4 separate regions of the Mus musculus genome follow, and regions 2, 3 and 4 are each linked to region 1. The links are chromatin loops, found by intact Hi-C in ENCODE. Cell type or tissue: left cerebral cortex. All regions are shown on one strand.

Region 1 (2,500 bases):
CCAGCTCTGCTTGGCACAAATCACAGACCAGCCCATACCGTTGCGTTGCTCCGTATTTTCATTTAGTCTGAGAACAAAAGCATCCTCATTTTAAAATCATATTTATTATAATGAGATGTCTCATTTCTTCCCTCTTTTTTTGTTTTATTTTATTGGAATTGTCAAGTCCATTTCTTTTTACAAGAATTTTAAAATTTTGAAATTAAAATTATATCATTTTCCTCTTTCTCTCTCCTCCTTCCAACCCCTCCCATGCACCCTCTGGCTCTCCCTCAAATTCCTGGCCACACATATGCATATACATGTAATACACTGATTCCTAAATACATGAGTACCACCTGCTCACGACTTAGCAGAGAATGAGCACACACATGCAGTTAGGGAGGAGCCGTACCAGAAGCAGCCACAATGACACCAATTGGCCTCCCATGACCACATGGCCATGACATACACCACAGCAAGGACAAGACCCAAGGAGAAACCTGCCTTCCAGGAATAAAAGAGACAAGATGAGGCCATTTGAAAGGACACACTATTCATGCTTGTTCTTGTGTAAACATGCAAGCATGTCACCGAAAGTTTCCAAGCGATAAACTCAAGGTCTTAAACAAAGAAATTGTAGGAATCTCTAAGGCGACATAGTTTAAACAGAATCCTCATTTTACAGGACTTCCTCTTCAGAGGTGCTAAGAAATATACCTTCAAACTTGTATATCAAAAGCAAGATGTCTAAGAGTACTTGGCCTGTGGTACTACCACCCTCATGTAAATTGGTTTCCTTAAAGATATGCTACCACGCAGATGCCATGGTAGTTTTACAACGGAACTGTTGTGTTTGAAAGTCAACGTGAGTGTTCAGTAGTAATCAGCTGACAACCTGAGAAAGGACATCACTACCACTTGCGGTAACAGCAGCAAGAAGAACGGCTTTGTCTAAGACCACAGTTCTGCCTTAGGCCTCATCTTGACCAGGCTGCCTCATTTCAGAGGTACTTTAAGGTTTTATGCAATCATATCAGATCTTTCTCTCCTTCTCTGCCTACCCCAGGACCCACCAGTCCCAGTATTCTCTGGAGGCACTGCAAACACGTTATTTTTACATTGAAGGCATTACTTGTGGATCACTTTAGGAGGATTAGTGGTAGATGAGGGGAAACCGGAAAACTGGTGATGGCTACTCAGGGACATCACACAGCTACAAAGTCACCTTCCACAAGCCACCGGTCACCCTTCTCTGTGCAAATGCCCAGACGGGCTTATATTGTGAGCTACTTCAGCAGTGGGCCTGATTTGTCTTAGTGAATCATCTTCAATCTTGCTGCACACTAAAAATCAGTTCTTTCCAATGCTGGCAGGCTCCGCTGAGTCTTTCTCCAGGGAAGCCAAGGAGCTGAGAGGCTGCATAAGGTAAATTCCATTTGAATGGAAACCACTGCCTAGCCTGACTGGAGATTTCCACCCAGCCCTCCAGTCGGAAGCATCCATTGAAAACATCAAGTGGGCTGCCTACAGGACTCTCCTCTCCCCAAGTGTGTGTCAGGAGCAGAGAAATGTCCCCCGCTACCGGATTAGCAAACCCCACTTCAGTGTGACTCATCTGGAAGGTGGGTGGTGCAGAGCCGAGCAAGCGTGTGGTGTGTACACCGAGCGCATGTGGCCGTGGGGGTGACAGGGAAAGGAGAGATGAGAGCCAGGATGATTCTTATGAAAACCATAGCTTAATTAATTCAAAATTTCTCAAGGAAAACTATTCTTTCAAAACATACACACAGGAGAGGAAGGAGAGGAAGGGGAGAAAGGCGGCGAAAGGTCATCTTAACCAGCAAAAAAAAAACCACTTTCCTACAAAAGGCTACCTCTCAGTCTAAGAAACAGCCACAAACACAGGAGTAGGGTCCAGAAAACAAGACTACATGGGTTTCTTTCTTGATGAAAGTTTTACGTATTGGACTTATAGCTCCATGGGACAAGGGCCTGCCTACTAGGATGTAGGCCTGGGTTCAATCCCTCCCTGACACACATGCACAAGCACAGGTAAACATGCGAGCACTTACCACATACAACTTATAATAGCCTCACATGACCGGAAACAACACAAGTCAACCAAAATCACTTTGGAATTTTGACCTGTCATGTCATTCAGGATCAAAAAGAAGAGGGGGGGAAATAACATAAAAGAAGGAAGGCCAGGAAAAATTGTTCCTCAGTAGTGCAGCATGCTTGACAGGCAGAAGGTCCCAGGTTCCAGTCCCGGCACTGCTCAGAAGGCCAGTGACAGTAAACAGTAGACTACTATACGATTCCTGCAACAACAGGGGTGGATCTCGCAGGCTCGGTAGCGAGAAGAGGAAGGACACACAAAATGACGAGCTTTTGAGCTTTATAAAGGTCAAGAAAAACTGATGGATAACAGAGGCAATGTAATCAGTGAGAGTGGGCATGGCTATGACCCCTGCGATCCCAGAGGGCTTTTCTAAACCGCTTCAGTGCATTTCGGGGC
Region 2 (2,500 bases), 72 kb after region 1:
GGGTAACCGACACCGTCACTTTCAATCAGACCGGCTCAGAGTCTGTCCTTACAGAAATCCTCCCGCGCAGGAGATCGGGGGCGGGGAGAGCCACCGGGAAAGTGGCTGGGGGCGGTACGTGTCCCTGGAGGCCTTGGCTGGAAGGGCCTCACACCTGTGGGGCCTAAGTGGCTCTAGCTGCTCAGGTGAGGCCCAAAAGAGACTAGTAGGAGAAGCCTGCCCTTCCAGGAAAGTGCCTTCACCTCTCGCAGAGCGCGCGGGCACAGGAGCTGCGCTGCCCACCTGTAGCGACAGCAAACAAACTTTCCGCCCCTTTTGGGTGGGAAGCATCGGATCCCCTACGCCACCCTCTGGCTCGAGCCGGCAGCGCCCAAAGCAAGGCGGGCTCCTCACCTGATACCCCTAAACCACAACCTGATCTGCACCAGAGCTGCTGAGGCTTGCGAGGTGGAGGGACTTAGCTGGAAGCTGCAATTAGGAATTTGGAAGAAAGGGGCTTGGAAATCCGCGCCCTGCTCCTTTGCAATTCCAATTCTCAACTTTGCCAGCCGCTGCCCTCCGCAGCGCGCCCTCAAGCCCCTCGGCCTCCCCAACGCCGTCCCAGGGAGAGGGGCGCCCCGAGATCAACGGGAGCCCGAACACTCACAGCCGTAGCGGGGCCGTTGCAACGACGGCAGCTCTTCGTGCGGCATCCTGCGCTGCTCTGGGGGCCCTCCCGGGGAGCGCCCCCCGTGGTTTCCCTCGCTGGCCAGGCTCGCGGGCTCCGCGCCCGGCGGGCGCGCTCCGATCCCACCTCTGGGCTGCCCTCGCCCGGCTTCTCGGAGCTGACCGCTCCGCTCCCTCGGTGCTCCTTCACTCGCGCCTGCGGCGGCCGCGTCTCGCTGACACCGGGGCAAAAGTGAACTATCTCCTCCCTCGCTCGCTCGCTCGTTCGCCCGCCCGCCCGCCCGCCCGCCCGCGGGCCGTACCGCCTCCCCCAGCAGGTTTCCTTTCTCCTCCCGCCCGGCCCCGTTATTCACCGCGGTGGGAGCGCGCCGCCGTGCAGCGACCCCTACTGGCCGCACAGCGCAGCGCCCGGTTGCGAGGACCCGCCTCCCGCGAGAGGAAGGGGCTGAGAGGCACCCTGGACCCCTGCAGCTGGAGCCCAGCGCACAGATGGAGGGCGACTTGGAGCATCCGGAGGGTGGAAGTGAACCAGCGCAGGGAAGAGCAAGAAAAACCACAGCAGACCACAGGCACCCAGTTCGCCTGGGTGTTGCTCAGTGACTGAGAGACAAACATTGCAGTTCCTTTTCCTCTAGAGAGATTGCACGGGGACAACCCTCACACACTCACCTCCCCACCCCACCCCCGAGCCCCGCGAGCGCCTGCTTCTCGCATTTAGGGGTATAAACGAAAGTTGTTTATGACTTTTGGCTTACGAGACACAGGATTCCCCTTTCTTGACAAGAAACGGTAAGGGTGAGCTCGTGCGCGGGCTGCAGGAGCAAGATTAACAGCCTCCAAACAACACTCAGAACACAACTGCCAGTCATCCGCCCACCCCTCTGCCAGCCCGCCCCCAATGTGCAAAACTGTCGCTCAGGCCCAGCCGGGGTCGCACAACCACAAACCCCTTTCCGGCTCAGCTTTTGAGACAGAAACCACAAGTAGCTGTTTTAAAAGCACGGTTTTCATGCGGTTGCTTGGAGCCTGGAGGAATGTGGGAGCCCCCCCCCCCCAAACATGGGCCACTGCTTTTTCACAAACGTGGGGCATGTGGGTGATCACATGACTGAAAAAAAATCATCAAAAGAGAGGGTCATAAGAGATGATTTAGCCGAAGAAAGGTGGTCTAGCGACACTAGTCACCTTTAATTAAGCAAATCTACAGAGAGCAGCCAGCTGCTTTCTGGGAGACACAATGAACTCTTGAAACTTGAAATTCAGACTCTTGGACCCCGCCCCGCCTCCAGTTCCGTTGGTCTGAGTTGAGGCTCATGAACTTGCGTTTCTCACAAGTGGTCAGTGAAGCTGAAGTTGTGCCAGCCTATGAGTTAGGTGCACAGGAAGAGGGAAGTCTCATCAGATGAGAGCGAGAGGATTCCCCACCCCCACCCCTAGAGACATTGGATTCTCACCCTGTTGGAATGGGATGAAAGGGATTTTCCTCCCCACAAAAGTAGATGCTTCTAATGCTATGGCCACAGGTCAGCAATACTCATCCTGTGACCAGCCTGTCAGCCAGGCTTCTTCCATGTCTCAGAGACGCCATGTTGGACTCTAAAACGCACTGCGTATTCTGTGCATCAAAGATGAACTCCTCACACATCAGTTCTCAGGATGAACACCAGGATGCAGGGCCTCAAGAAGTAGATGGTCTATGTGAGGAGAGGTGGGAGGAAATCGCTGTAAACCACAATGGCCTGAGAAGGTGGTATGATTTCAAAGTGTGGTGTCAGGTGGAGTTTGAAAATAGGCAAGAGTTGGGTGGAGAACATCCTATCCTAAGAGACAGGCA
Region 3 (2,500 bases), 140 kb after region 1:
TGACACTCATAACTGGGGCTTCTGTCGAATCTCATGGTTGGATCTTAACCTCTAATTATACCTGAACAAGCCACAGCATGTATTTGAGAAGCAACAAGAACCCTGTCGTGGAAAGGAAAGGTTACACACAGTGAAGAGGCTGAGGGAAATGTGTGGGGAGTGGGCAAGACGGCAACCAAGAAGGCTTGTGACCACTGATTGTCCAGGAGGTTATAGAAGAGATCCCTCTTGGGCCACCTGGGAAGCTTGGGGTAGTTGACAGAAATGGTTTTTCTGAAGGGGACAGATGGTCTTATAAAGAAGGGTTCTGTTGGGTCATCCCATGCTGGCCCAACCCAGTGTCCAGATAAAATTCTGAATGACTGTGTCTTGCAGTTTGGAATGTACTTGTAGCTAAATCAGGGAGCAGAGACAATTTGAGAGTAAAGACTATCCAGTAAGATCACTACCACAGCAGGCCAGAGTAGAGAAAGCAATGCCTTTGATTTGTATGGTTTGTTTGCTTGTTTGTTTGTTTGTTTGTTTGTTTTGAATGGGAAGATAGGGATTCATATCTTACTTTTGCAGCAATTTTGTTGCATGCCACATTCAACCAAAAGGTCTGCTCTGGGCCTCAAACATGTTTTTTTCAAAAAGAAAACAACCATGGTGCAAATAGGAGAGAGAAATGAGCCTGCATGGAAAAAAAAATAGATACTCCTTAGGTTTTTGAAACACAGATTTGTTTCCCAGGGATGAGAAACAGAAGCGAGTTCTGTTCTGGCCCTGCCTCATTGGTGTCTTTCAAATCAATCAATGATGCTTCGAAGATTCCCTGGTCAGCTCTGCAGCTCTGGCTCTCATAGCCTGGATGTCCAGGCTCTGAGTACTCAGGTTATCTGCAGGGAACCACTTTCTCTCTGCAGCTTCCCATCTTAACTCAAGGCTGCCCCCTCCACCACGCCTGCATTACTTAATGGGGGCAGTGGATTAATGGTTTATGTTAATCAAAGAGCTTTTCACAGAATTTCAGCTCCAGGAGGGATCAGGGAACATGTGAGGGGAAGGGAGGCAAGGCAGAGGGGACTCCAGGGAGCAGGGCCATCTCTGAACAGATTCTTGGGAACAGAAGTTTCCTTTTTTCTGGAAGGCCCGGGGCTGTGGTCATGCAAGAAAAGCGTAAAATAAGCAAAGAGGATTCCCCCTCCAACAAGACAGAGGCAGTTAAACAAAGAATGCTGTTTAAACACAGGCCTTACGATGGTTGCTATCACAGGCTGCAAATCTACAAGGAGGCTTCAGATTTCAAAGACGCGTAAAAGGATGGGCCTGGGGGAGGGGCACCGGGCAAGAGACTCGAAGGTCCTTTAGCTGACAGCTGGCCCGTGGGAACGTCCTGCTGACCCCTCCCTCCTTCCATGCTCAGGAAGATTCCAGAGGTAAAACAGATATTCACCCACCAGGAAATGCTGTCCTGCCTGCCGGAGGGTTGCTGGGGAGAGCAGGCAGGCTCAAAAACTGTCCAGAGACAAGGCTAGGAGCCCACAGCCTGGGGACACTGGAGGGACATGACCTGATGTGGAGATTTGGGCTAAAAATGTAACAGTGGACAGTTGATCAAAGGAGGGTGGGTGGTGTTGACCCGCAAGGGACCGTACAAGAGAGGCTCCCGTCTGTGTTTCCCAAATGGCTTTGGTTGTGAATTCCAATTTCTATCTAAAAATCTGCCTTGTGCTGCTCAGGTAGGGTTTCGTTGCCAAGTGGGGATAGACTTTAAACTTTTCTTGTTAACAAAACCACCCTAATCATCCTGCCCAAAAGAGCCCCGCCCAGAAGTGCTTGGTGTCACACAATTGTCTTGAAACCCCCTGCTGTAACAGCTAGAGTGGCTGGCAGGCTGTCTTTTTTCTAAGAAAACAGGAAGTATCACTCGGTATGAGAAAAAGAAAGAAAGAAAGAAAGAAAGAAAGAAAGAAAGAAAGAAAGAAAGAAAGAAAGAAAGAAAGAAAGAAAGAAAGAAAGAAAGAAAGAAAGAAAGAAAGAAAGAGAGAGAAAGAAAGAGAGAAAGAAAAAAGAAGAAAAAGAAATCCCTTTCCTCAGCACAAAATTATGCCAATTTAAACTTCCTGTTAGTAGAGCGTCGCCAGCAGGGTCTATTTCTTACACCAGCACAGACTTTTTAGATTCTTGGTGAATGTAGTCCTTGGGGAAGCCTGGTCAACTGAGACATTTTAGGAACACTTCCACTGGGCACTGAGAAGCAGGAACATCACAGTTAGGAAAAGCTAACAGTGCACGGGGGGAGGGGGGGCGGGAAACCCTGCAAATCACACTGGCGGGGTAAGACAATACGCAGCTACACGTTACATCACAGCAAAAGTTTGTGTTCTGATACTTGGCCACCTTTCTATACATTAAAACTCTGAAGCTTTGAGTCAGGCAATACGACCGACCCACGGTGGGAGGAAGGGAATGGCTTTTGTCACGTCACATCAGAACCTGGGTTCGTGTGTCGGGCAGG
Region 4 (2,500 bases), 91 kb after region 1:
CACCTACTTAATCCAGTGCTGGAGCGACCACCAGGCCGTGTGTGCTCATTTACTCGGAGTTTTCTGAGAGCTTTTAGGTAATGTGGGGCTGGGTGTGCTGGTGCTCATTTGGAATCCCAGCACCCAGGACGCTGAAGCAGGAGGATTAAATTCAAGGCAAACTAGGAAGGAAGGCAGAGAGGGAGGGAGGCAGGAAGGGAGGGAGGGAGGGAGGGAGGGAGGGAGGGAGGGAAGGAGGGAGGGAGGAGAAAGAACCAGACTGAAGGAGATTTTTGGCTTTCAATGAATTTGTGTTTGCCAGCAAGGTCAACCTGAGGATGTCCCTGTCACTTCTCGAGGGTGAGACAAGCCCCAAATTCCAACCAGTACTTGTTGGAGTGATGGGAGTGTTCATACCCCAAAGTCAGAGGTCGTTTTCCTACCTGGCATTCACTTCTGATAAATTGCCCTCAGGACGTAAGGCTTCACCAGGCCTCCTTCCAGGGCCTGGCCAGCCATGACTGGTTCTCTAGCATGTGAGGAGACTACCAGAGTCACCAGGGGAAATCAATAGAGCTCCAGGCTGGCCAAATGCCTGGCGCTGCTTCGGGAAACATCCAACTCTTCCTTTGCCCTGCAGGTACTGCTTCAAGGTCAAACAAAGCTGGAGGGGGGGCAGGGACAAGGTTGCCAGGCGGAAATCTTGCAACTCTGGGACCAGTTCTCTGCCAGTTTGCCCGCTCAACCCACGTCACCGGGGACTGCTGCTGTATTCTTACTCTGAACACCCCGCCCCAGAGTCCTCTGTTGACCCGGAAGTTACTGTATGAATTCTGAAAAATTTTACCATAATCTCTAATGGGGCAGGGGGAGAGAAGGGATGGGACTAAAGGGGAGCGGGGAGAGAGAAAAGAGAAAGAAGGGAGAGAGAAAGGAGGGAGGAGAAGTGGAAGGAGGAAAAAGAGTGGAAGAAATTGGTCCCTTACAGCTTACAGCATCCCTGACTAACATCTCTAGGTTGCCTGTGTTTCCAGGAGTATGAGATTTGACCAGCCGAACTCAAAATATCCCGGACCCAATCTGTCACCCTACAGAGACAGGGCGGAAGGGAGCAGAGACAGAAAAACAGAGCATGCAGTTCAATGCTCAAAAATAAAATCGATGATCTGCGTAAGTGTGAAGATTTTGATTCTATAGGGAAATTACATAACGGAGATGATTTTCACCAAGTGTGGTGTGCCCGCTACACATCAGCTAAGGACATATGGTGTCACTGAAGCAAGGTCTGGTGGGTTCTCAAAGGCCCCAGGAAAGGGTTAATACTGTACAACTGTTTGTCAAGGAAGGGTCAGAGGTTGCAGCGGGAAGGATCTTTCTTGCAAAACCCACTGCTGGGAGTTTTTAACCACAAAGATAAAATTAGATCCATCAGGAAAAGCTTTCTGAATTTGTCATTTGAAATGGTCTATTTTCTGCATAATGGCAACCCACCCAGCCTTGGTCCAGACAGGACTACATCGGATTTCTAGCGTCTTGAGCTGCCTTGCTGCACAGCAAAGCACTGGATGTTTGCTTGAGGGATGGATGAGTGGCAGGATCGACTCAGGAGCTGGCACACTGGCTCTTCCATCTTCACACATCCCTTCAGGGTACACCTCCAAGCCCAAGAGTGACTTTGGGAGCCGCATCCCTCCGGCACTGGCTATCCATCTTAGTGATAATGCTCTACCAGATAATCTGGGTAAAATGGCTTTGCTACTGTGACCCTGCATAAGTCCTTGGCCCCATCAAGCCAGTTCTGTTAACATTAGCGATGTAACACAGACAAAGCTCTTAAGGGGCTACAGGTATGGCTCAGTGGGCAAGCACTTGCCACCATAAGCAAGGCACTGGATCAAATCCCCAGCAAGGTAAACAAGCAAAAAACAAAACAAAACAACAACGAAACAAGTTAGCAAAGTAACAAGGAGGGCAGAGTAGCTAGAAATTGCATATGAAATAAATGCACTGGTCTGTCTCAAGAGACTATTTTGTTGTGGTGGGGGGAGTGCTCTTGCACATATGTGCATAAATGTATGTGGACAGCACAGGTCAACATCAGGTGTTAGTTCTCAAGAGCTAGCTGTCCCTTAGTTTCTGAAACAGGGTCTCTCATTAGCCAGGAGCTCACTCAGTATGCCAGGCTGGCTGGTCATTAAGCCCCAGGGATTGACCGGTCTCCATTTCCCCAGGACTGGAACTACAAATGTACCTCACCACTGTGGGCCTTCTCACACGGGTTCTGGGTATCAAACGCATGTCTTCTTGCTGGCTCCACGGAAACTCCTACCAACAAGGCAACCTGGGGGTGCCATCCCAGATATAGAGCCTTTTCTCTCTCCAGAATGGGGCAGGTGCCTTCCATCTTGACACACTGTGACATCAGGTGGGACAGGGTTAAGCCTGGTAGGTTGGAGCAGCAATTCTCTGGCAGCAGTATGACAAGTCACAGCACCCTGCAAGCTGCAGTTCTCTCCACCGT

The links. Hi-C counts contacts between places; a loop is a spot of excess contacts. Peaks named below come from ENCODE experiments on the same cell type or tissue, not always from the same donor. Only the 100,000 strongest peaks of a DNase experiment are listed, where the experiment ranks them.
Region 2: it touches region 1 in a loop (3-fold over the local background); 2 of 42 quality-filtered maps call a loop at or near these places.
Region 3: a loop joins it to region 1, with 9 times the contacts of the local background. A loop is called at or near these places in 2 of 42 quality-filtered maps.
Region 4: it touches region 1 in a loop (8-fold over the local background); 2 of 42 quality-filtered maps call a loop at or near these places.

Annotation. Positions count from the first base shown.
Region 1 is chr13:95,818,729-95,821,228 of GRCm38, forward strand. All of the region lies in intron 2 of Iqgap2 (IQ motif containing GTPase activating protein 2), which reads right to left. Among named protein-coding and RNA genes, the nearest start is that of Gm32702, 56 kb to the left of the region's middle. In left cerebral cortex, no CTCF peak of the experiment used is centred here; a DNase peak (open chromatin) is centred at 1,545; H3K27ac peaks cover 1,630 bases.
Region 2 is chr13:95,891,018-95,893,517 of GRCm38, forward strand. It overlaps Iqgap2 (IQ motif containing GTPase activating protein 2), which reads right to left and starts at 905. Exons shown (of 36, transcript NM_027711.1): 1 at 647-905. The coding sequence starts at 692. In left cerebral cortex, CTCF peaks have their summits at 351 and 1,073 (motif pointing left); DNase peaks (open chromatin) are centred at 3, 343, 1,090 and 1,502; H3K4me3 peaks cover 1,662 bases; H3K27ac peaks cover 1,267 bases.
Region 3 is chr13:95,958,814-95,961,313 of GRCm38, forward strand. It overlaps Sv2c (synaptic vesicle glycoprotein 2c), which reads right to left. Exons shown (of 13, transcript NM_029210.1): 13 at 630-2,500. The coding sequence ends at 2,467. Among named protein-coding and RNA genes, the nearest start is that of Gm24032, 63 kb to the left of the region's middle. In left cerebral cortex, no CTCF peak of the experiment used is centred here; a DNase peak (open chromatin) is centred at 1,319; H3K4me3 peaks cover 433 bases; H3K27ac peaks cover 283 bases.
Region 4 is chr13:95,909,820-95,912,319 of GRCm38, forward strand. No RefSeq gene overlaps it. Among named protein-coding and RNA genes, the nearest start is that of Gm24032, 14 kb to the left of the region's middle. In left cerebral cortex, no CTCF peak of the experiment used is centred here; DNase peaks (open chromatin) are centred at 493, 679 and 1,226; H3K27ac peaks cover 2,323 bases.